Linked DNA regions of Homo sapiens: all the other regions are linked to region 5. A link is a loop called in an ENCODE intact Hi-C map of the cell type or tissue named here. Cell type or tissue: PC-9. All regions are shown on one strand. Region 1 holds the start of THAP10 (THAP domain containing 10). Region 2 overlaps THSD4 (thrombospondin type 1 domain containing 4). Region 3 overlaps THSD4 (thrombospondin type 1 domain containing 4). Region 4 overlaps LRRC49 (leucine rich repeat containing 49). Region 5 has its middle 9.5 kb from the start of NR2E3.

Region 1 (5,000 bases), 910 kb before region 5:
TAATTTAATCTGTGTAATGGTGGCAAGGCTGAAGTTTATCACAAGGAAGGCTGGAAAGTTTTCTTTAAAATGGTACGTGGGGAAGAAGGTAGTAGTAACCAGATGCAAAATGAGTGCAAACAATGTTTAGAAGGAACAGAAAAGTAGGCAGAAGAGAGCAAGATGGGGAAAGTCAGCTCACTAGGGATACTGAACTTAAAGGCAGCTGGAGCTAGTTATCAGTCATAAAGGAAGCTTGGGGTGGGAAGGGATTTATTAGCAAGCTCCATCATCTTCATCTGTAGCTCCACATCTCCTTCGCCCCATCATTTGTGACACAAATAAGGGACTTTCCTCAAGCTTATGTAATGTTATGCAACACAGTTTCAAGCACTCCAATCCTGGAGATTTGCTCAAATTAAACCCTTTCTATTTAAAAACTCTGGAGCAGCGAGTGAAAGCAACTCACTACTCTGCAGGACAAGACTCTGTGTGTGTGTGTGTGTGTGTGTGTGTGTGTGTGTGTGTGTGTGTGTGTGTGAGTTTTGGGGGAGGAGCAGTTAGAAGGAATTAACTGGGTCACTTAATTCCAAAGTGTTAATGATAAGTGGGACCTTGGAGATCACCTCTAAAGCACACCCCTAACTTTGCAGATTAGAAAACAGGAACTTTCGAGATGAGGTGCCTTTCCCAAGGTGACACTAAGTGGAGGAGCCCAGCCAGAGTCCAGGGGTCCTTACACAACCTTCGGTGGTCTCTCTTTACCTGTGAAGCTGCAGCCTGCTTCCCAGCTCGGGGGCGTGTACAGGAGACTGGACCTGGGGCAGCCTCAGAATGCCTGGCTGCCTGGAGCTCTCCTCGCGTGTCCAGGCGGCCTGCTTGGTCTCCCTCCTCTCCCCTCTTAGGTGCCGGGGCGGGCACCCGGTGCAGGGTGGGCACGGCGCCTGCCACCAGCCTCAGGCGCTGGGAGAAGCGCAGGTTCTTCTGGATAACCGAAGAGACGTCAAAACAGGCTGGGGCAAAGTGGTCAGAGCAGATGACCGAGCGGTCATTGCCTCCGTACCAGTCGGCGCGGCAACCCCGCACGAAGCGGTCCCAGAGCAGCCGCACGGCCCGGTCCTTGGGAAAGCGGAACAGCGACTTCCCAGACTTGGTGGTGTTGCCGCAGTGGGCGGCCACACAACGGGCCGGCATGGCGGCCGTCTTCGGTGCGCGGGAGCCGGGTTCCCTGGACCTTCGCCCTTGGGCACGCTCCTCGCAGCGGCCTCGGCGAGGCAAGTCCTCCCCTCCTCACCTGTCCACTCCGGGTCGGGATTGTTTCCTTCCCTACCTCTGGTCACCGGAAGTGGCGATCTGGGGCCCCCAATGGGAGGGCTCTTTGATATCTTCCTCCTCCTCCTCCCTGCGCTGCTCCCCAGGAGCCAGTGGACACAAGCAGAGGGATACAAATTTCGCGCGGGCAGCGCTGAGGTGGGCCGTAAAGAGGAACGGACCGGAAGTGGTGGTGGTTATAGCAACCAGTGTGGCCAGCCTCTTCCCCAGCTTATCCTCCTCCCAATACTCCCGCTCTGTTTTTATGAGGCTGGGAAAATAGAACGAGGAAGTGGTGACGCACTGGGCTCTCACGAATACAACTAGAAGCTGCAACGACTGTGTGGCTCTATCGATTCGGGAGAGGTCCAGACCGGAAATGGTCGTTTCCATGGTAACCCTGAGCAGGTTGCCTGGGAGATGACCTCTTTCGGGTCTCTTTGAATCTCCGCTGTAGCGTCACCTGGAAGGCAGATCTAACAGAGAACCTGGACTGTCTCCTATCATGATTCCCGGGAAATATCGCTCTGTTTCTGGCCGGGCTGCGAACAACGTAAGTTGGGCCTTCTACTTTCTCTTTCTTCCCACTGGTACTCTTTCTGACTGGCGTCTTTGTCCTAGGAGATGGGCTGTATTATTAGGACCGGCACCGCTGGGTCTACTCAAGCTATTGTCTGACCAGGGTTTGAGGTTCGTGGGCTGGACCAAGGCACAATTTAATATTGTATGATGGGTACTCAAAGTCTTGTCCAGGATCTGGGCTCCCCAGAAGGTGGAGCTGGTCTGCTGTGAAAGGCTTGGGTTTATTTAAATTCCTTTGGCCAGTCAATTCCTTTTTCTTTTCTTTTCCTTTTAACTGTGAAGAGAATTTATCATTAGGGACTCCCACCTCCTTCACCTGTCTCATTGAGATGTTTATTTAGACCTGAATGGCAAATGTCGAAAGCCTGAGGTACTAACTAGAGGGTTAAATTGCTGCCGACATTTTGGAAAATAAATCAGTGAAACCTTTTAATTCTTAGATGTGATTTTATTGTTTTCAGCAAATCCTCAGAACAAGATCATTTACCAGAAACAGAAATAGAGCATTGTGTTCTATTTTTTTGTTGTATTTCTGTTTGTACCTTTTTTTTTTTTGGAAATATGTGTTTGTGTATTAAGAGCAAATTTTATGGTTTAATTTTTACATTTCAGGTGAACTGCGGGCTTCATCTGGTTATTCAAACATCATCGCTTCCTGAAAAAAACAAAGTAAGATTTAAGAAGGTTGGCATTTAAATTGAAGATTGTTTTAAATTCTACACAAATAGCAGCATGACTTAAAGTGTAGATAGATTCTAAACTGAAAAATTTAAGTAGATTTGCTTTGATTTCCAGTTTAAAGCTAGTTCTTACTTTCTGCCTACATAAAGCTAAAATAGCCCTCTTTAAAAAACTTAATGTGATTTTATTGATTACAAAAGGGTAAGGGTTTTTTTGTTTTTTTTTTTTGACATTTACACTTTTTTTTTTCTTGAGACAGGGTCTAGCTGTATCACCCAGGCTGGGGCGCTGGGGTGCAGTGGCACAATTTTGGCTCACTGCAACCTCTGCCTCCCAGGCTCAAGCGATCCTCCCACCTCAGCCTCCTGAATAGCTGGGACCACAGGTGCATGCCACCACGCCCGGCTAATATTTTTGTATTTTTTGTAGAGACAGGTTTCACCATGTTGCCCAGGCTGTTCTCGAGCTCCTGAGCTGAAGCAATCCGCTTGCTTTGGCCTCCCAAAGTGCTGGGATTACAGGCAACAGCCACCGCACCCAGTGATATTTACACATTTCTGAAATCAGGAGCCTTCTTAAAATTGATGGCATGTCATAGTTTAATTGGGGAGGTTTTTTTTCTTTCTTAATAGAGGGTAAAATAATGGTATGTCTTACTACTAATGACACCTTAGATAAAATGGTAATTGGGAGGGCATATCCACACATCCCATTTAAAATCAGGGAAGAAAAAAATAGGTTAGCAGTGGACACATGTTAGACTTAACGTTATTTAGAAGTTACGATATGAATATGAGATTTTTTTCCCCAAGATTATTTCCCCATAATGTCTCTAGCATTTCTAGAATTTCTGGCTTTTGATTTAATTTTTGAGATTTTGAGATAAACATGTTTTTCTTTCCTTTCTGTCTCACCTCAGCATTTATACTTACCTACTTTCTACACACTATGTCTCAAGACACAACATGATTTTTCCTCCTTTGACCAAGTTGGAAACCTCTAACCATCACAATTCAGGTGTGTCCTAAAAAGTTATTAAATAGGCGTCACTGGAAGAACTCTAAAGTGAAGGGCAGAGTTCACACATAACAGCATGAAGAAGGGTAAGAAAAGGCATGAGGAAGGTAAATGGAAGGACATCGTTAGTCAAGGAGGCAGCTGTTGATTACATTATATATGAATATGAAAATGGTAAACACTCAGAAAATAGACAATTTGATCATCTCAAATAAACAGCAGTTAGATTAATTGAAAATATTATTTATTATAATTGAGCATAATGGATTCTCTCCAGAGCTTTCCTAATTGATTTCTCTGGACAAATCCTTTTCCACCATTATAATGTTTCTAGAGCTGTGTGCCTCATCTAAATATTTTTTCCAAACCATTCACTTTCTCTTGTGTGGACATCTATTCTGAGAAAATACCTTTAGGTCATATAATTCCTAAGGATATAATGCAAATGCCAACATAATGTTTATAGTATGGATACATTAGAAGTATCTTAATTAATTCAAGATACATATTTGGGGTTTTTTGTGGCTAATCATAAGAAGTTGTTCTGGTTTTGTTTTTCTCAGTCCTCCCACCAGATAATTATTTTAGATCAGTTTTAGATCAAGTGAAAACCTTTCTTAGAAGGCTTAAATATACAATTTTATTATATTATAATAGGACATTTAAAAGGATTATAATGATCAAAACAGTGATTTTTTCAACAGCATTTTATTTATATTGTGTGTTTTTTTTTGAAGCAAATGATTCTTTTAATCATTGTATTTGTGGTGAGAGCGTGGAGGGATTGGAAGTGTCTCAGCTTGGAATATCTTGTATCTGACCTCATAAAATTGATCCTGATTTTGTGGGTGGTAAAATACAATGATAGAGGTGCAGCCATCACCTCTATCTAGTTCCAGAATTTTTTCATCATTCCAAATGGAATCCCTGTACCCATTAAGCAGTTACTTCCCATTCCCTGCTTCCCTTAAATGCCTGGAAGCCACAAATATGCTTTCCATCTCTATGGATTTGCCAATGTGGTATTTTGTGTCAGTTTTCTTTCACTTGGCATGATGTTTTCAAGGTTCATCCACATTGTACCATGTGTATCAGTTATTATATGTTTTTTTAATTTATCTTCACTGCTTGGTGTTAAATTTGTCTCCAAATATTTTTTTCTTTAATAATGTTTTTCAGGTTGAATTCAAGCTAAATAAAGACACATCGTCATTCCCCGGTAGACTTTTACAACATGACCTTGAAAGAAACTACTCAAGTAGGCAAGGTATTGTCAGTGAATAGAGATCAGATGTGGTTCATCATCTTTGAATAATATTAAGTGTTTAATAATGTTGAATTACTAGATCCAAATAAACTTGAATTTAAAATGAAATTGTTCATTGGGACCAAATTGGTTTGGTATTTTTTTAAATCATTGGTTATATATA
Region 2 (5,000 bases), 270 kb before region 5:
GAGTGTTTGCTCTCTTTCACTCATATGGTCACCAGAAAACATGGGTTGATACCTACTGTGTACCAAGCCCCCGAAAAAAAAAATCTTTGCCTCTGCCTTCAGGAATCTTACTGTCTACTTGAAGAGATTATTACATGAGAAATCTGTGCTGTGGATGAGGAAGGGGGTCTAGAAAGTGAAGTACAGGGGCTTAGAGAGAAATTAAATGGGGGGCGGGGGCATTGACGGGGATAGGGGCAGGGGTGCTAACTTAGATTTTGAGTCAGAATGCCTCTCTGGAAGAATGTGCTTCTATCAGAGACCTGAAGGAGTGGTCCTTGGCCAGGCAAAAGAAGGGATGAGTTTAGAGCCATAGGAAAAAATGAGTGAACATTTGAGGCAGGAAGGAGCTAGGAGCTAGAGGGAGACCAGAGGGTCATAAGGAAGGGGCTGGGGAGTGTGGGATGGGGCTAGATCCTGCTGGGCTTCTGGGCCTGGCTAAGGACTTCTTAAATTCAGACCTAAGGACTTCCTCATTCATCCTACAGGCAATAGGAAACGCCTGAAGTAATAAAAGAATGACCTGTTTCCGCTCTTGTTTTAAAATATCATTCTACTCAAGATGTGGAAATTGTGTTGGAAATAGACAAGGTAGAAGCCCAGAGATCAGTTAGGAAGTGACTGAAAAAAATCCCGGGAGGTGCAAGGCCTTGAACTTGTGGACACATGAAAATGGATAGAAGTGGGTGAATTCAAGACACATTTCAAAAATGCAGTCAGTAAGATTCTTCTACTGCATTGTGGTTAAGCACCTCGGCTGTGGAGACAGACGCCCTGGGTTTGAATCCCTGCTTTGCTGCAGACTTGTCATGTGATCATGAGCAAGTCACTTAACTTTTCCAAGCCTTGACCTGACCTGTCCACTGGGCATGTTATTTAAAACAGAGAATACACTCGTGGTCTCTTAACACAGTGCCTAGTGGCACAGATCAAGCACTCATTAAATGTTGTTCTTTTGTTGAAATGCAGGGAGAGGTAACACTACAATTCAGTTATCACTTAATTAGCTCTTTGTTCTGAGTTAGTCTCCCCGATATTTTCCAGCTGCCAAATAAGAGAAGCAGAAACTGGGCAGAAGACGCCTGAATTCTGGGTGGAGGAAGACCAGGGCTGCATTAGAATCCCTTGTGAACTTGAAAACCATCAGTGTGTCCCCCTCTTCATGTTCCTCTTCTCCAGCTCACCCATAACCCCAGTCTTAAGCTTTTACTGCAAGGTCAGTTTTTCCAGTTTTTTCCCGTACTTTCTCCAAGTCCTCAGAAATTTCTGTAAGTCCTGCAGCCTAAAATACAGTCCAAGCCATGCTGAGGAGTAAGTAAGGTTACACTGTTGTGTTAATCTGCCATGAGCAGACATGCAACGGTGGTCACTGGGACCTTTGGTGCTTATTCTATAGCCTTGGCCTAGAGGGAAGAGAGACATGACCCAGAAGGGTAACAGCCGTCAGCAATGCCAACACTAAACTCTTAGCACTGACTGAAACAACAAAGGGTGAGAGAGAGAGAGAGAGAGAGTGTGTGTGTGTGTGTGTGTGTGTGTGTGTGTGTGTGTGTGTGTGTGTGATGGAGTCTCACTCTGTCACCAGGCTGGATTACAGTGGTGCCATCTCAGCTCACTGCAACCTCTGCCTCCTGGGTTCAAGTGATTCTCCTACCCCAGCCTCCTGAGTAGCTAGGATTACAGGCACATGCTGCCATGCCCAGCAATTTTTTTTTTTTGTATTTTTAGTAGAGACGAGGTTTCACCATGTTGGCCAGGATGGTCTCAATCTCTTGACCTCGCAATCTGCCCGCCTTGGCCTCTCAAACTGCTGGGATTACAGGTGTGAGCCACCACATCCAGCCAGGGTGGAATTACTTAATGTAGAATTTATCTTGCCACATATTTGTTAAACTCTTTCACCAGAGTGTTTGGTGCTGGCTGTTTATAATATAGATGTTTGACAAATCTCTTAAAACATGCAAAGCCATTTTCTTTCTTTCTTTTTTCAGAAAGTAATAATCATCTCTGTTCTATTCGAAGCAGAAAATTATATTTAATTAAGTAAAAATAAGATTAGAGAAGGAGTGTGTTGAAGACCCTTGGAAGAAAACCAATGAGTTGGTTGGCTCTGTCATTTTCCCACTGGTAATATTTTTTCAGCTCCACTGGTGGGAGTTGTAAAGTTTTCCATTTAGGCAGAGAGTGAACACCTTTGGTCATGGAAAGAAAGCCAGTCCTTTTGAGATATTCACTTGCCATGTGTGTGCCTTCTGAAGTATGAGTTGTATTTGCTGAGCAATTGAGTCTTCCCTGGGTTTCTGGGATCAGGTGCCTGCAGTTTGATAAAATAACCTCTAGATGGAGCTTTTGCACCTTTTGGTTGAGCTGGGTTGCCCGTGGGGCAAATCCCCGGTAATCTGAGCAGGATCAAAATAAACTTCGTTACTCCTTCTTATTACGTAAGTATTGTGTGTTTGTGGTGGGAACACTAGGAAATATAGATTTGCAAGTGGGAGAAAATAAAAATCACCGTGCAGAGGTAACCAGCATTACCATGCTGGAGAATAGCCTTCTGATCACTTTTTCTGTGTGTAATGAAAATGGTTTCATCCTCGAAATCCCCTTTTGTAACTTTTTTTCACTTAGTAAATTGTCACATCAATACAGCATACACCAATCAGTGTCACTAAATATTACAACACCTTAGTTTTATAATTAAAGAGTATCTCAGAACATACAGTAAGATGTATTTAACTCAGACCTTGTGATTAAATGTTTACATTATTTAAGATTTTTCACCATTATGAACAATACCAAGATGAAAACTCTTTTTTAGACAAATTTTGGCTCATGTCCACGATTCTCAGAGATGGAACTGGTGTTCGTTGAAAATGTATGCATTATGAAGTCCGCTGATATTGCCTGCTTAGAGCAGGACTCCCACCTGACTAGTAGGAGAAAATTTAATCACAAGGGTCCTTAAAGGTGGAAGAAGACCAAGGCAGATGAGGGAAGGTTGTGAGAAGAACTCAACCTGCCATTGCTAGCTTTGAAGATGAAGGGGAGACCTACTGATCGGGTAGGAGATGTGCTCTAAGTAGGCATTATTGGCAGGCTTAGTAATGCATATATTTTGAACTAAAATAACCCCAATATCATTAGGGGTTATTGGAAATCCAAAGTCTCAGGCCCCATCCCAGACCTACTGATTTAAAATCATGTTAAGATACGAAGTGATTTGTATACACTTTCAGAGACAGGGTCTTGGTCTGTTGCCCTGGCTGGAGTACATCAGCGCGATCCCAGCTCACCACAGCCTCCTGAATAGCTGGGACTGCAGGTGCACACAACACACTTGGCTAGCTTTTCAATTTTGTTGTAGAGACAGAGTCTCACTATGTTGCCCGTGCTGGTCTCTAACTCCTGGGCTCAAGCAATCCTCCCACCTCAGCCTCCCAAAGTGCTAGGATTATAGGCATGAGCCACAGTGCCTGGCCAAAGCCCAACTCTTAAAGCACCTGTATTCATTTGCAGTCTCAACCCTGTGTCAGACTACCTGTTTCCCTAGACTCTTGCCAGTAATGGGCATTTATCCTTCATAAAAATTATTTTCCAGATGAACGTAGCAACGTGTTATTTGATTTTGTGTATCTTTGGTTACTATTAATGTTAAATTGGTTTTCGTATTAGAGTCTCATATTGCATTTGTGTATCTTCATTTGTGAACTGCCTATTCATGGTCATTCCCATTTTTATCATTTCACTATTTTTCCAAATGAGAATAATTTTTGTTTTGTTACTATATTTTTCTGCTCACTGTAAAAACAATTAGAAAATAACAAAATTAAAAGAATGTGATACTCACCTTTTATGTTTGCTCAAAATAAAATTATATTAAGGATGGCATTTTATGGCCTACTTTTTAAACAGCATATTAAGATACAATTTATGGCCAGGCACGATGTCCTGTAATCCCAGCACTTTGGTAGGCCAAGGCGGGCGGATCACCTGAGTTCAGGAGTTCGAGACCAACCTGGCCAACATGGTGAAACCCTGTCTCTACTAAACAACAAAAATTAGCCAGGTGTGGTGGTGGGTGTGTGTGTTTGAGGTATGAGAACCACTTGAACCCGGGAGGCAGGGGTTGCAGTGAGCCAAGATTGTTCCCTGAACTCCATCCTGGGTGACAGAGCGAGACTCCGTCTCAAAAAAAACAAACAGAAAAAAACAGGTATAATTTATACATCATCCAATTCACTGATTTCATTTTTTTAGTATATTTATATTCACAGGGTTGTGCAACTCTCACCATAGTATAACTTTAGAACATTTTCATCACTCCCAAAAGTAATCCTATACCCATTAGCAGTCACTCCCTATTTCCGCTCACCCTCCTCGGGCCTGTGAAACAACTAATCTACTCTCTGTCTCCATACATTTGCCTATACTGGACATTTCATATAAATGGAATCATTTAACGAATGGTCTTTTGTGACCGACTTCCTTCACTTAATATATCTTTTCAAGGATCATCCATTTTGTAGCATGTATCGATACTTCGTTGCTTTGTATTGCCAAACTATATTCTGTAGTGCGGATATACCACATTTTATATATATCTGTTCATTAGGTGATGGATATTTGAGTTACGTCCATTTCGGGGGTTGGGCTATCATGAATAATGCTGCTACGAACATGTGGACATATGTTGTCATTTCTCTTAGGTATATATCTAAAATTGGAATTACTGGATCATGTGGTAATTCTACATTTAACTTTTTGATACAGCTGCAGACTTTTCCAAGGCAGCCGCACCATTTTACCTGACCACTAGTAGTATGTAAGATTTCCAGCTTATCCACACCCTTGCCAACATTTGTTATCACCTGTGTATTTGATTAGTGGTTTTGATTTGCATTTCCCTAATGACTCTTGATGTTGAGCATCTTTTTCTGTGCTTATTGACCATTTGTATGTTT
Region 3 (5,000 bases), 410 kb before region 5:
TTCCCGGGTGAGCCTAGTTCTGGAGCCCACATTTTAAAATGCACTTCTTAAAGTGCAGTGCCGTTCATTTGGAACCATCCACATAACGGCATTGTAATTTTAAATTATCTTCAGTAAGACTTTGCCTTTCAGGGCCTAATACTAATACATGTAAAGGTAGACATGACAAGAAAGTGGAGTACTCAATTCTTCCAAAGTTAAGGATCCCATTTTTATGTTGAATGTTGGCCTTGGCTCTCAGATCCCCTTAACCAGCTTAGCCAATGATTTTTCTTTACCTAAACATGCAAGAAAAAGAAATGATGAGGATAGGACACAAAATCCCTGCAAATTTCTGAAAGCTGGAGTTTGCACCCCCTTCAGTAATTGCCATTTACTGCCAGTTTCCCTTTGATTCTGTCAGACATCTGAGGCCTATAGCTGGATCCAGTCCAGTTAATTATTGGATCCAATCCAATCCTGGATCCAGTCCAGTTGCTTTCGTGACTTCCGAACCCAATTCAGTTAAAAAAAAATTGCTCATATAAACTAGGAGAGCTCTAGACACAACGCTGTGGAGTTCAGAACTCAAGAGAAAAACTAACCCATGACCTCCAGTTACAAACGAGAGCAGTGAGCACTTTGGGCTCCATGGATACCTCACCTGGTTGCCTGGTGTTCCTGGGGGTCATTGGAGTCTGACTTTGAGTCCCACTTGTGACACTAATCTCTTAAAAGAAAAACCTTAGACAAATAAGAGTTTAATAGAGCAAAGAACAGTTTGTGAATCGGGTAGCCCTCAGAAGCAGAACAGGTTCAGAAAGACTTTGGGGCTGCCACATGACTGGACACTTATGGACACAAAAAGGGAAGGATTGTACAGAAAACAGAAGTGACTTATAGAAACAGCTGGCTCACTTAGAGCTTGGAGTTCGCTAAAGCGAATAAATTTGAACCTGGTTTGAATACGTGGCCACCTGTGATTGACTGAAACTTGGCTGCCCTGATTGGCTGAGACTCAGTTATCTGTTACAAAGCCAAATTCCTAAATTAGATTTATGGTTTGTTTACAGAGTTAGGTTTTGGTTACATAAGGGCTTGAGTATGCAAATATGGAGGCTTTCTCAAATCACGTTTCGTTTAATTTAACACCTTCATAAATAGGATGGACTTAAGAGATCATCCCAACCTCCTTACTGTACAGATCAAGAGATGGGGGTCCGGAAAGCTGCTGATGTTCATGCTGTGAGTTTAACACCAGGAAACAACAATTTATCAGTAGAACTGTGTGTTAGTTTAAAGAAAGCAATGGCAGAATGGAGGCAGAACTCTAAGGAAAAATGAGGAAAGTGATGCTTAAGTAGCTAGCGGACCAACAGAAATGTCAGAGAAGAAATCATATTCTCTGTCTCATAGGCACCAGTATTTCCTGGGACTGTTTACTGAGTAGGTGCTTAGTGAAGATTGAATAAATGCCAACGTACAGAAAAGCAACACCAGAAATCAGAGAGTGACAACCACAGCCTTGTTTCTGCTGCCCAAATGTTAATGGGTTGACTTCCATTAAAAATCAAAGACAAAACAGGCAGCTACTTAATGGTTTGCCAGCCAAATAAAGAAGCTCATGCTGTGAGCAGCTAAGATAATAGTTCAAAGGAATGCTACCCAAGGAGGACAGGTAAGCAATTTCCAGATTCAGCCAAGGGTTCCAGGACTAACATAAGGATGTACAATTATAAAGAAAGACTGATGAGGACCTGCCCAAAGCATGTGGAGAAGGCCAAGAGGGGGTTAGGGGAGGTGCTGCAAATACCATGACAATAGAGACCACTGGGAACCTCAGAGAAAAGGGAAAAGGGGCATATATTTTCAATAAAATACTGACACATGTAAGAGAAAATGGAAATGTGAATTAGACATAAATTTATAGAAAAATAAAGCTAACATTATCTGCCTTTAATGCAGACATTTAAATTTCCAGCAGATGGAGATGTTACCACGTGAAAGAGAAGTTTGACAGGTGGACTCAGCTTCGCTTTCTAAAACATGATGGTTTGTTTCTTAGGAGTGAGACAAAGAGAAGACCCCTAAAATAGGTAGACTCCTGAGCTTTAAATAAATAATACTTTTTAAAAGAAACTTTAAGTGTTACCTGAGTTCCTAATTCAGAGGGTTAGCTTTTTAAATGATGAAAGCATTCGCCAGTTGTTTCCTTGTTTTAGAAGAATTTGGCAAAAATCATTTGTTTTCTAAGCTTTGTGTTTGGAAACAGAACAGAAAAGGATTCTGTTCGCCTCGTAATCAACATGTATTTGCATTACACTGCTTGCTACTTTAGGAGGCAAGGTTTCCGGGTTTTCTGTTTTTGTTTGTGCTGTCTTTTTCTTTTCTGGTCTCTAGAGATTCCTTTGCAGCCTATGGGCATAGGGTCAAGTTGTTTTCAGTTTGCTTGTGTTTTGTTTTAGGCTTCTTAGGACTTGGGCCGGATGCTTTTATCACGTTTGAAGAATGAATAGCTGTGCGCTGGAAACTACCTGCTAGGCATAACTCATTAACGTTAAAAAAAAAAACAGGCTGAGAGACTATAGAAAGGGATCTTTTTGACTGACATTGTTGTCTGGGTGAACTCAGGTGTTAGGGAAACATTTACATTATCTGCTCAGGATGCTGTGATTTGGTGATTCTCTCCAAACCAAATGGTACCCAAGAATCGGGGCTTACACGGGGTTTCACTGTAGACAGACAACGTGCCTTGAGATTTAAAGGGTATCATTTTTTTATAATTTGTTTTCCTTCCCTAGAGTCTTTTTCCTAATATGTATAAACAAAATAACTCAAAATTCATTCAAATGCATTTTCAGGAAAAAAGGAAATATGCTGTTTTAGATTTTAGTCTTAGAATAAATTCCAGGTGGAGGATGAATGGGTCAGTGGGTATGAATTATGTTGCCTGATATCTGTCTTACTTTCCCAAAAGCTGTACCAGTCATATGAAGATACAACTTTCATCCCGAACTTGCTTTATGTGCTGTCCTTAAAAAAGAGAGAAATCTTTCTTGTTGATTGTAAGTATATACAACAAAGGCTTAGAAGGAAATATTATGGTCTGGTCAGGGAATCTCAGGCATGTAGCTCAGAATCCTGGTCAGCACAGCTTAGGAAAAGCATCTTAAAGATTTTTTTCTCAGCCCAGAACCCCTCTTCCAAACTGCTCTAGGTTCAAGCAAAGGTTACCCTCCCTTGGCCAGGGGACCTCTTGCTGCCTGCCAGCCAGGGATGTCTGGATCTTCTTTTGATCTTATTTTCCCCCCTCAACCCAGAGCTATTTAATCTCTCCTGGGAGAGACAGAGGCATTTGTTATTTGGCCATCAACAGTTAACTGCTTTTGTGGTTTACACACATAAACAGAAGACAAATCAAAACTACACTCAGGATATCACACTTTCTCTGTAAAACCTGAGACTTTAACAAGAACTTACTTTACCTTCTTTCACATAAATCATCCCTTGAATTCATCCAGAAAGAGGCAATCAGTTTGCGTTTTTAACACTCTTGAGGGCTTCTTAAATTTCTGCTGCATAGCTGCTTGGTTTGTTCCCTTTAGCCTGTAGGTGATTCATTAATTTGCTCACCAAACCTATATGGAGTACCCACTAGGTGCCAGGTACTTTATAGTAGGAGAATGTGGGTGAAGTGATGGAAATTTATCCTTAGTAATGGGGAACACAGCAACTTTCATGCAGGCTTTATTGGTTTTGGGTCAGTAATGTCATCTTCATTTCCAAAGGACGGCTGATTTTTCCATCTACCAGAATGTGTTCCTTACTGAAAGGTCTTCTGTTGTTCAGCTCTTCCTGTATGCCCAGCTTTAGATGAAGGGGGGAAAAATAAAAACAAGAAAGCCAGTCCCTATAGGACAGAGTGGTCTGGTAGGAGATCATCTCAGCTACTCTAATTTGCTCACCAATTTTACTTACTTGTTTCATTCGAGTATTGATTTGATTCTTTGGAGAGAGTGTGTGTGTGTGTGTGTGTGTGTGTGTGTAGGGAGGGAGCAGGCTTTGGATGTTTGTATGGACTCAGGCATATTGAGTCCTTTTTTAAAAAAATTGTGATAATATGATAAAATATATATATATAAAAAACATAAAACTTACCATCCAATATGGTTTGGCTGTGTCGCCACCCAAATCTCATCTTGAATTGTAGCTCCCATAATTCCCATGTGTTGTAGGAGGTGACCCGGTGGGAGATAATTGAGTCATGGGGGTGGTTCCCCCATACTGTTCTCATGGTAGTGAATAAGTCTCATGAGATTTGATGGTTTTATAAGGGGAAACCCCTTTTGCTTGGTTCTCATTCTCTCTCTTGCCTGCTGCCATGTAAGACTTGCCTTTCACCTTCCGCCATGATTGCAAGGCCTCCCCAGCTGCATGGAACTGAGTCCATTAAACCTCTTTGTCTTTATAAATTACCCAGTCTTTATCAGCAGCGTGAAAATGGATTAATCCACCATCTTAACCATTTTTAAGTGTACAGTAGTGTTAAGTACATTCACATTGTTGTGCAACAAATCTCTAGCATTCTTTTCATCTTCCAAAATGAAAACTCCATACCCATTACACAGAAACTCCCCATTTCCCTTTCCCTTCAGCCCCTGGCAACTATTATTCTACTTTCTGTCTCTGAATTTGACTACTCTAGGTACCTCCGAGCAGCAGAATCATATGTTATTTGTCATTGTGTGACTGGCTTATTTCACTTAGCACAATCACCTCAAGGTTCATCCATGTTGTAGCACGTGTCAGAATTTCCTCTTTTTTTTTTTTTTAAGGCTGAATGATATTCCACTGTATGTTTATATCACATTGTGTTTACCCACTCATCCACTGATGGGCAGTTGATTGCTTCTACCTTTTGGTTACTGTGAATGATGTTCCTATGAATGTGAGCGTATTCATATCTCTTCAAGACTTTGTTTTCAGTTCTTTGAGGTATATACAAAGTAGTGGAATTGTTA
Region 4 (5,000 bases), 790 kb before region 5:
CTAAACTGAAGATTAAGTTTCCTAATTCTCTGGTAAATATTTCCTTTTAGTAGTATATTTGAATATTCTTAGTCAATGACTTGTGTGTTCAGGCCAAAGACCTGTTTTAACTTGTATTTATGTAGTTTCTATCTGGCAGGAAGATTTAAGTTTTGTGTTGATTTTCTTGAGCTAGGATTTAAATTAGTATTCATAAATGGCCTTGAAGTTTTATGTTAACATTTGAAATTCTATCTCAAAAAAAATGATCCTTTGTGGAGTAGAAAAAGACTGATATAATTTTATTCAAGTTATATATTTCTACTTTATAAGTGATTCACCTTACCACATAGCCTTATGTATTCACCTATGGTACCTGGTAATGGTGAAATGTATATTTACTGTATAATTTTTACAGTTGTCCCCTAACAATGTTGAAAATAATTTTAATAGCTCATTAAAATTACTTTGAGAAATTAGCCTTCCTCAATTATGGTGTCATTGTATTATTTAGTATGCATTTGTAGAAACTGTGATTTCTGTAATGAGTTCTCTCTTGAGTTTCTATTATTGTTGTGTTTTTCTCTGTCAGCCAAGAGACTTCCCTCACCTGCCTTTTTGGTGGGTTTTTGTTTTTATTTTCACTTCATTCTCCCTAAAAAAGATAGTTAGAGGTGAAGACAGTATGTTTAGAAAAGAGCATCTAGATTCACAGACAGAATGCTTGCGTTAACATTGCAGTTTTAGTGATTTGATTTTTCTATAGCCAGTATAACTATCCTACGTAGTGTTTGGCAAGATACAAGTAATAATAACTAACTAGTTCTTCTCAGGAAAATTGTGGGGGCCTGTATTTATAAAGTTCTGAAATTTTCATTTCCAGTCTTTTTAAAAAAATTTATTTAATGTCAATGTAAAGCATATAAAATCAATAATTCCTGAAAGAATCTGCATTATTTGATATTTATGTATCTTTAAAGAATGTTGGTTTATAAGTGAGACTGTCATTTGTAGAAGGAGTCACCCAGAATTCAATATTGGATGGATTCCATCAATGGTGCATTGGATGAATTAAAGTTATGTAAGTTTAGTACATTCAGTTGATTTAATGTAATTGAAAACATATTTGCTAAGCCTAAAGTTTACATATTTACCTGGGGAATGATTAGTGAAGCTTTAATGTTAATATTTCAATATGGTTAAAATCAATGTTCTGATCTGTATTTGTGTTTTATCATTGCAGCACCTTAAATTCAAGGAAACAAATCTTGTAATGCTGCAGCAATTTAACGCACTAGCCCAACTCCGTCGTATTGACCAGTTGACAATTGATCCTCAAGGAAATCCAGTTGTCAATTTTACACTCTGGAAATACTATGTACTGTTTAGGCTAAGCCATTTCAGTATGCAGAAAATAAATGGAACAGAGGTAAGCTAAAAACTAGATGAACTATAGAATAAAAATATTCCTTCTTAGTGAAAATAGTTACTTTAAATGTTTAGGAATTTAAGTAACCATGATAGAACATTTGAGATATAATGGTTTTTTTTAAATTGACATTTAAAATGTCAAAAGGCTAAGAATCTATTTTAAAACTTCCAAAGAACTAAATAAATTGTAAAAATAAAATAGTAACCAGGTTATAGTAAATGGCAAATACTTATACTGTTGTTTGTAAGCATTCAGTGAAATAAAATGGTGGGGTGACAGTTAAAAATAAAAATAAAAAATAACTCTTTTATAAGTAATGTGATCTTTGTATTTCTCAAAGTACTTTGCAGACTGCCTGCTATGCAAGAGGGGATAAGGAAGTAAAACCTAAATGTCAACTAATAAGGGTATTGTGGTAGAGAAAGGGAAGAATAAAATGGAAAAAAAAGGGGAGGAAGAAGATGACTTACAAAAAGAAGAGATGAAAAGGAGAAATAAGCCAGGAAGAAAGATAAAATAAGAGAAAGTGAAAATAAGAGAAAAAGAAAATAAAATAAGTATAAGTAAATGTCTGGAAAGCTTTGTTAATAGCTGGTAGCAACCACTGTGCCATGACTACATTGGGTAACTCAGGTCTGGAGCTGAATAGCTGGAAAATTATTAGTGAAAAGTTATTTTTAGATTGATTCTGCTAAGCTTGTCACAAGGTAATCCCCCAGCTACTCAAAAGCCATGTTCTTTTAAAATATTAATTTGGAAGGAAAGAGAGAAGCTATGCTTCCACCTCTACTAAATTTAAACACTCCTCCAGAGGAAAAAAAAAACATCTTTAATATGTTGTTAGTCTTATTACAATATCTCTTGAAATTCAGAAGACCTCTTTATTGTAAGATTAACTGTAATCAACTTTCTGGCACAGTAACTGTGTTTCCCTGCAGCTGATACAGTACAGGTAGATACTTAACTCCAAAAATTCAGCATACTATGAGGAGACTGTACATCTCTGGATCAATGTACAAGCAGCTATATGAAATTTGCATCAACCATGGTATTTCTGTAACCTCAGAATCAGCCATCTGCTGAAGATGTTGGGTAAATCTGAATCTTCAGATGACTTTTAATTTCTCCAGCTAGTTCTCAAGAGGGTTGGCTCAGTCTTGTGTACTCATGTATACTATTTGGTACTTCCCCCGAGGTGAGGTTGTGAGTCCCTGGAAGGACCTAATAATTAGTCCTAAAGGTTTTCAAAGTTAGCCCAGACTGGAAATAGAATGGTTATTTTTACTGTGGGTGACTGAGTCTCCCTTAATTGAGGTAACACACCGTTACCTCAGTTAACCCTAAATGGTGTATTTACCCAGATATGGATTATTACTAGAATAATACCCATTATTATCAAACTTTGAATCAGGAAGGAATAGTGTAGTTATATAAAGTGGAGAAGAATTAGAAAGAATTAGAAAGAACCAATATAATTTATTCTGATTTAAATTTCTGAAAATCTCAATGCCAGGGATATTTGACACTTTATTAAAATACCTAAAATATATTCCTGTTTGTTAGGTCCTTGACCTTAGATAGTAATGTTACACTGCATTTTTACTTCTCTGTGTATAAAAAAGAATGATATTGCTTGAGGTAGAATTAAATTGAATTAATAGCATCAAGAAAACATGGAGTAGTGGCCTGCATTGGCCACTAGGTGACTATATTGGACCAAACACTACTTAGTTATTAGCTAAGGAAGAATTTGAAGTCTCCTTAACTGTGAAGATCCAGGGAAGGGAAGAGAGTTAGCCTGCACTGATTCATAGGTATGTTTGTGAATTATTGGTTTGTTTTAAAGAAAATGCCTGTGAAGAGTATTACAGATAGTGTCAGGAACAAATTTTCAAAAGATCCAAAATTTAATTATACCAGGGTTTCTAAACCTTGGCTCTGTTGACATTTTGAGCCAGATAATTCTTTGTTGTGGGGGCTGTCCTCTGCATTGTGACATGTTTAACAGCAACCCTGGTCTCTACCCACTAGATGCCCGTAATGTCCAGAAATAACTAAACATGTCTCCAGACATTGCCAGTTGTTCTGTAGGGGGCAAAATGGCTCTTGGCTGGGATCATTGAATTATATATAGACAAAAAAACAGTATTTAAAATGTAAGCAACCCTATTTTATATTAAAGAAAATATCCCCAGATAGTAATACAGGTACTGCTTTCAGCTTTTAGTACTTTCTTGGTTAATGTAAGAATGGGTCCTCATAGGGTATACTTGTGACAAGTTATTCTTTTTGGGGAGAAAGACTGATAGAATGAACAGGAGCATCCTTGCTAATTCAGTGAAAGTTCCATCTCTCAGGAAGGGACAAAATTATCCCTATAGGAGCAAGGTATGACCAACACCTTGGCTTACCTTTGACACATTATTAAAATGAATCTATCCCATTGATACTTGGGAATTTTTTCCTCTAAATCATTCTAATCCAAGAAGCTATAGGATTTCTGAAAAAAAAAAATACTAAAAATTGAAGGTACCTCAAGTGTAATTCTCAGGAAAGACAGCTTCTAAATCAGAGCTGACTCATCACCTCCAATCAGCTTCCATCATCATGAACCACAATTATACGTCTTCATTTTAACTCAAGAAAGAAAAATATCAATGAAAACTCTTCTTTCCACAGCACAGGAGAATGTGCTTTTGTGGGCTTAAAAGATAATATTTAATTTGGATCTCTCTTTGGGATTATATCAGTTTTATTCAGCTAAGAGTTGGTGTCATTTTTTTACCCCTTTCTATTGTGTCTCTTCAGGTGACACAGAATGATATGATAATGGCTGAAAGGCTCTTTGGAATCCTAGCACATGTAGCATCTTCTGAGTTACCCCAGTATCGTCTGATTTCCATTCTGGGTGATGCCAGGTAACCTTTAATTTTTGTAGTTTTTTATAGAATTACTGTTACACTAGAAAAAGAAATAAATTCCACATACCTCCTAACTATGCTAATTATGTGTTCCATAAACATGTATCCTAGACTGGCCTATTGAAAGTGTTGGGGATCTTAAGATAAATAAGATGAAGTCCTTATTCTCGTATGGCTTATAGTCTAATAAGTTAAAGATATACACATACAATTAAAACGTAATGTTTCAGGTGCTATAAGGGAGGGCTGTAGGAGGGACTAACCATATTTTGGAATAACACTGGGGAAGGCTTCACAAAGGAGAAAACATTTTATCTAGTTCTTTGGGAATGAGTAGGAGTTTTCAGGTAGAGGATATGGGGAAAAGATATCTGCAAAAGCACAAGTAATTGTAAATAGCTCAGTATAATTGGAACATGGGATGATTATGAATAAATGATAGGAAATGAAGCTAGAAAGACTGATTGTGGTCTGACTTTGAAGAGCTTTCCAATCCATGCCAAGCAAAAATGAAAACTTGTGTTTTGTAATGAAGCACAAGCAATCATATAATTGGATTTACATTGTAGAAAGGCTGCCATTTGAGCAGGCAGAGCTTGAAGTAATGAAGACCAATCAAATGGTTACTCTGTAGGCCAGGAGAGATTATGAGGGCCTGAGCCAGGGCA
Region 5 (5,000 bases):
TGGGAGAACCGCTGCTCTCTTCAAAGCTCCGATGGAAATGCAGAAATCACCCGTCTTCTGCGTCGCTCACACTGGGAGCTGTAGACCGGAGCTGTTACTATTCGGCCATCTTCCAATTATTTTCTTTTAAAGGTCGTCTGAGTGTTACTCGAGTGTGCACACACTGGAATAACGAATGGTGTGGAGCATGGGATAATTCAAAACAGGCTTTCTTGTGCTCCATCCCCAGTCACCCACTCAGGAAGGGCTGAACGTTCCTGGCTGCCACAAGGGTCAGGGAGGCCATGAAGGTAGCAAATAGCTAGTCAGGACCTGTCCAGGCCATTCGTGGTGGTCACCAGGCCTCCTCCATGCACAGGCCCTGACAGGATGGTCCAGCCAGGATTCAGGAATGTTCAGTTCATTTATGCTGGTGGTGAGCACACCGTCAGGGAACAGCAGGCAGGGCTGTGTCCAAAAAAGTTTTCTGGCTCTCAGGTTCCAGGCATACACTCACTCACTCTTTCTTTCTTTCACTCTTCCTTCCTTCCTTCCTTCTCTCCTTCCTTCCCTCTTTCCCTCCCTCCATCCCTTCCCTCCCTTTCTTCCCTGCCTCCCTTCCTCCCTCCCTTCCTTCCTTTTTTTGTTAGAGACAGAGTCTCGCTCCGTTGCCCAGGCTGGAGTGCAGCGGCACAATCTTGGCTCACTGCAACCTCTGCCTCCCAGATTCAAGCAATTCTGCCTCAGCCTCCTGAGTAACTGGGACTACAGGCATGCACCACCACACTCAGCTACTTTTTTGTATTTTAGTAGAGATGGGGTTTCACCATGTTTCCCAGGCTGGTCTCAAACTCCTGAGCTCAGGCAATCCACCCATCTCAGCCTCCAAAAGTGCTAAGACTATAGGTATGAGCCACTGTGCCCAGCCTCCCTCCCTCCCTTTTTTTTTTTTTTTTTTTTTTTTTGACAGGGCCTCGCTCTGTCACCCAGGCTGTAGTACAGTCACAGCTCACTGCAGCCTTGACCTCCCAGGTTCAAGCAATACTCCTGCCTCAGCCTCCCAAGTAGCTGAGACTACAGGTGTGCACCACCACATCAGGCTAACTAGTATTTTTTTTGTAGAGACAGGGTCTCACTTTGTTGCCCAGGGTGGTCTCAAACTCCTGAGCTCAAGCAATCACCTGCCTCAGCCTCCAAAAGTGCTGGGATTACAGGCATGAACCACCATGCCGAGCCATGCACTCTTTTTTTTTTTTTTTTTTTTTTTTTCGAGATGGAGTTTTGCTCTTGTCACCCAGGCTGGAGTGCAGAGGTGTGATCTTGTCTCACTGCAACCTCCACCTCCCGGGTTCAAGTGATTCTCCCACTTCAGCCTTCCATGTAGCTGGAATTACAGGCGCCCGCCACCCACGCTCAGCTAATTTTTGTATTTTTAGTAGAGATGGGGTTTTGCCATGTTGGCCAGGGTGGTCTCGAACTCCTGACCTCAGGTGATCTGCCAACCCTGGCCTCCCAAAGTGCTGGGATAACAGGCATGAGCCACCGTGCCCGGCCATGCACTCTTGATCATCACTCACGCTCTCTGCCAGGTGACCCCAGTCATCACCTCTGTACCACCTCCTCCAAGTACCTTTCCAGCTCCCCTGACTGGCAGGGCCATGAGAAGTCAACACCCCTCACTCCTCCATGTCACCCTGCCTCCATTCCTAGTGTCTGCTGCTTAAGACACATCCTTCCTGCCGGAGCCAAGTTTGCCTAATCCCGGTGCTTTCATACTTTCTTTACCTACCAGCAAAGTGTAACATGACAGAGGTTCCTAGCCAAGCACATGCACAGAATCTCATCTTTCTCTGGCGACACCCTTGTCCATAGTAGGTTTGCCAGGATTCACCTGACACTTGCTCCCAGGACTGACTCAGTAAATGCCCTTCCTGCTCACTGATCTCCAAATCCTGGGAATCTGGGCCTTGAGGCAATCACTTCTAGAATACAGGAAACCAAATTCTAGACAAAGCATCTGTCTCCAGCCATTTTCCAATCATCTCAACAGTTCCTGGCCAGGTGCAGTGGCTCATACCTGTAATCCCAGCACTTTGGGAAGCCGCGGCGGGCAGATCATGAGGTCAGGAGATCGAGACCATCCTGGCCAACACGGTGTAACCCTGTCTCTACTAAAAATACAAAAAAATAGCCAGGCGTGGTGGCAGGCGCCTGTAATCCCAGCTACTTGAGAGGCTGAGGCAGGAGAATTGCTTGAACCCGGGAGGTGGAGGTTACAGTGAGCAGAGATTGCACCATTGCACTCCAGCCTGGGCGACAGAGAGAGACTCTGTCTCAAAAAAAAAAAAAAAATCTCAACAGTTCCTATGGGAACATGGAAAACCCTCTGTAGGGGACACCGTATATTTTAATGCCAAGTACGTGATTCAGTAAAATAAATCCAGCATCCACTCCACTCAACATCTGTTTTCTGGGTGTTTGCGATATGTCAGGAGCTCTGACGCACATGAGCCAGTGTATCAGGACACAATGGGGTGATACTCCCAGGGGGCGGGGATGCCACCTCTGCGTCAGATAGTCTCCTGACTGTCGCTCAGCCCCTCTTTGGTGCTTTGATTTAAAAAAAAAAGTTGTGCATGAAACGCTATAGGGAACCGCTGGGGTTCTTTAGTAAGAGCTTAAATCCTCTGCCTGAAGATGCAAGTGCGTATTGGTGAAGTGTTTACTTTGCTACAATTCCAAAGAAGAAATTCTCAAGTCTCTTAGGCTACAAATTGGGGGATGGAACAGTGCAGAGCAGGCCAAACTTTTCTCATGGAGTAACACCTCCATCTTGTGGCCTTTCAGGGTATTCCAAGTGGATCCAACTACCTGCTATTTTGTGATTCTGGGTACAATAAATCAGATCTGAGAGAACTTGAGAGGTCCTCTGATTCGGTCCTCTGCCTTCACCCAGACGTGAAGCTCCACTATTAGCTCCATGATTTCCTCATAGTAACAGTCCAGAGAGGTGAAGAGACTTGGCCGAGCCCACCCAGCTAATACGCACGGTCTCATACCTGAGGCTCAATGCTACCCACTTGTCACTCTTTAGGAAGAGAAAAAAACTTCTTCAAACAAAATTTGACCAACTATGAAACAGATGAAAGCAGAGAGAGTCCCGGTAGAGACTGCAGAAGGACCCACCCTTCCCAGCACCTTCAGTCATCACGCCCTGGAAACCACTGTCTTGTGCCAGGGGGATGCTGCTTCTCTGGGTAATGGAACATCATTGTGGCAGCCTGGAAAGCCCCCTAGGACAATAGCATTCCCTTCCGAGTAGCTTATTGCTTCAATCAGTTTAGGTCCTGGCCAGGTAAATGCCTTTTATTAAAACACATTTTACACCTCTCATGGCAGAATAAACGGCCTCATAGGATAAGGGTGTGTGGCCCCGCGACTGCTGATGAGAAGTGAAGCCAGCTGGACTTCTGGGTCAGGTGGGGACTTGGAGAACTTTTTTGTCTTACAAGAGGATTGTAAAATGCCCCAATCAGCACACTATAAAATGGACCAATCAGTACTCTGTAAAATGGACCAATCAGCACACTGTAAAATGGACCAAATCAGTGCTCAGCAAAATGGACCAATCAGCAGCACATGGGCGGGGACAAATTAGGGAATAAAAGCTGGCCACCCCAGCCAGCCCTGGTAACCAGTGGGAGTCCAGTTTGGTGCAGTGGAGTCTTTGTTCATTCGCTTTTCACAGTAAATCTTGCTGCTGCTCACTCTTTGGGTCTGTGCCACCTTTAAGAGCTTTAACACTCACCGGGAAGGTCCGCAGCTTCATTCTTGAAGCCAGCGAGACAAAGAACCCACCGGAAAGAACCAACTCCGGGCCTCCGGACACCATTGGGACCTGCAATTGCTGGGACCCGGTCCCGGGAGGATGCCCGAGAGATGCCCACAGGGCCCCGGGCAGGGCAGAAAGCCGAAGCCGCCGCAGGCTGCCAGGACTAGGGCAAGCTTACGTCCACTCAGGCGGTCAACAAATAATTATCAGACTCCTTCTACGTGTCATGCCGTTGAACAAGATCGACAAGACCCTGGTCTCACAAAGCTTCTGTGCACATTGGAGGAGCCGGGTGACTGCAAAGAAAGGGCGTAAGATTGTTTCTGATAGGGCCTGGGATGTGAGGAGCGATGATAGAGTGCGTGCTCTCAGGAGAGACCTTGGAGCTGGTCTTGAAGTGTGAGGAGGAGTCGGTTGGAGAAAGAGGGAAAGAACAGGCCGAGCCGAGCCAGAACCGGGTATAGCCAGAAGCGCGAAGGAGAGAGCCAGCACTCGAGGTCAGAGGAAGCGCAAGGTGGCACCGGCCCCTCTCGCTGCGCTTTTTGTCCTTCCAGGAGGGGGCGCTGGTCCACCGACTGGCCCGGCAGTTCCCCAGTAGCACCGGGGGTTTCCTGCCGCGCGCGTCACCTGGTTCAGTTTAGAGCCTCCAAAGCTGCAAGGCAAGGCGAAGATGGGCAGTGGAGACAGAGTAGGGTGGGGAGGGTCCAAGCTGAGGAGCCTGTAGAGCGTCTAAAGTCATCAGTGGCACCTGTTGTTTCATTGTTCGTGTAGGCAGCTTGTATGTGTATACATATTTTAAACTTATTACCTAACATTTCAATCACAAAAGCAATTAGAGATAAAAGGTCCATGACACCCATGTACCCATCACCCATATCAATAACTATCACCTTCAGTCCTCAGTTCATCTACTCCCTCTTTTCATTCATTCGTTTATTAAAAAAAAACAACAACAAAAAAAAAAACAGTCTTTAAAAGCAAATCCAAGACATTGACTCACTTCTGTAAATACTTCAGAGTATATCTCTAGCAGGATTATTTTTTAATTAAACATATCCACAATACCATTGTCATAACAAACTAATAACCCCTTAATATATTCTAATTGTATATATTGTTTTTAAATATTTTATCTTCAAAATAATTCGACTTCCACAGAAGTTTTTGTTTTGTTTTTTGTTTGTTTGTT

What was found. Hi-C counts contacts between places; a loop is a spot of excess contacts. Peaks named below come from ENCODE experiments on the same cell type or tissue, not always from the same donor. Only the 100,000 strongest peaks of a DNase experiment are listed, where the experiment ranks them.
Region 1: a loop joins it to region 5, with 4 times the contacts of the local background. A loop is called at or near these places in 6 of 110 quality-filtered maps.
Region 2: a loop joins it to region 5, with 13 times the contacts of the local background. A loop is called at or near these places in 6 of 110 quality-filtered maps.
Region 3: a loop joins it to region 5, with 38 times the contacts of the local background. A loop is called at or near these places in 11 of 110 quality-filtered maps.
Region 4: it touches region 5 in a loop (17-fold over the local background); 2 of 110 quality-filtered maps call a loop at or near these places.

What each region holds. Positions count from the first base shown.
Region 1 is chr15:70,891,100-70,896,099 of GRCh38, forward strand. It overlaps THAP10 (THAP domain containing 10), which reads right to left and starts at 1,334. Exons shown (of 3, transcript NM_020147.4): 1 at 745-1,334. The coding sequence starts at 1,173. It overlaps LRRC49 (leucine rich repeat containing 49), which reads left to right and starts at 1,727. Exons shown (of 16, transcript NM_017691.5): 1 at 1,727-1,843; 2 at 2,485-2,541; 3 at 4,750-4,837. The coding sequence starts at 1,796. RefSeq lists an enhancer at 989-1,687. In PC-9, a CTCF peak has its summit at 2,067 (motif pointing right); a DNase peak (open chromatin) is centred at 1,552; H3K4me3 peaks cover 2,497 bases; H3K27ac peaks cover 1,863 bases.
Region 2 is chr15:71,530,732-71,535,731 of GRCh38, forward strand. The region is part of intron 7 of THSD4 (thrombospondin type 1 domain containing 4); the gene reads left to right. Among named protein-coding and RNA genes, the nearest start is that of THSD4-AS2, 160 kb to the right of the region's middle. In PC-9, a CTCF peak has its summit at 2,378 (motif pointing right); no DNase peak of the experiment used is centred here.
Region 3 is chr15:71,384,669-71,389,668 of GRCh38, forward strand. All of the region lies in intron 6 of THSD4 (thrombospondin type 1 domain containing 4), which reads left to right. Among named protein-coding and RNA genes, the nearest start is that of THSD4-AS1, 200 kb to the left of the region's middle. RefSeq lists enhancers at 1,320-1,854, 1,918-2,811. In PC-9, a CTCF peak has its summit at 2,075; no DNase peak of the experiment used is centred here.
Region 4 is chr15:71,008,585-71,013,584 of GRCh38, forward strand. It overlaps LRRC49 (leucine rich repeat containing 49), which reads left to right. Exons shown (of 16, transcript NM_017691.5): 12 at 1-32; 13 at 1,223-1,408; 14 at 4,220-4,329. Among named protein-coding and RNA genes, the nearest start is that of THSD4, 100 kb to the right of the region's middle. In PC-9, CTCF peaks have their summits at 3,104 (motif pointing right) and 3,304; no DNase peak of the experiment used is centred here.
Region 5 is chr15:71,798,529-71,803,528 of GRCh38, forward strand. No RefSeq gene overlaps it. Among named protein-coding and RNA genes, the nearest start is that of NR2E3, 9.5 kb to the right of the region's middle. RefSeq lists a silencer at 4,222-4,516. In PC-9, CTCF peaks have their summits at 2,837 (motif pointing left) and 4,346 (motif pointing right); a DNase peak (open chromatin) is centred at 2,753; H3K27ac peaks cover 387 bases.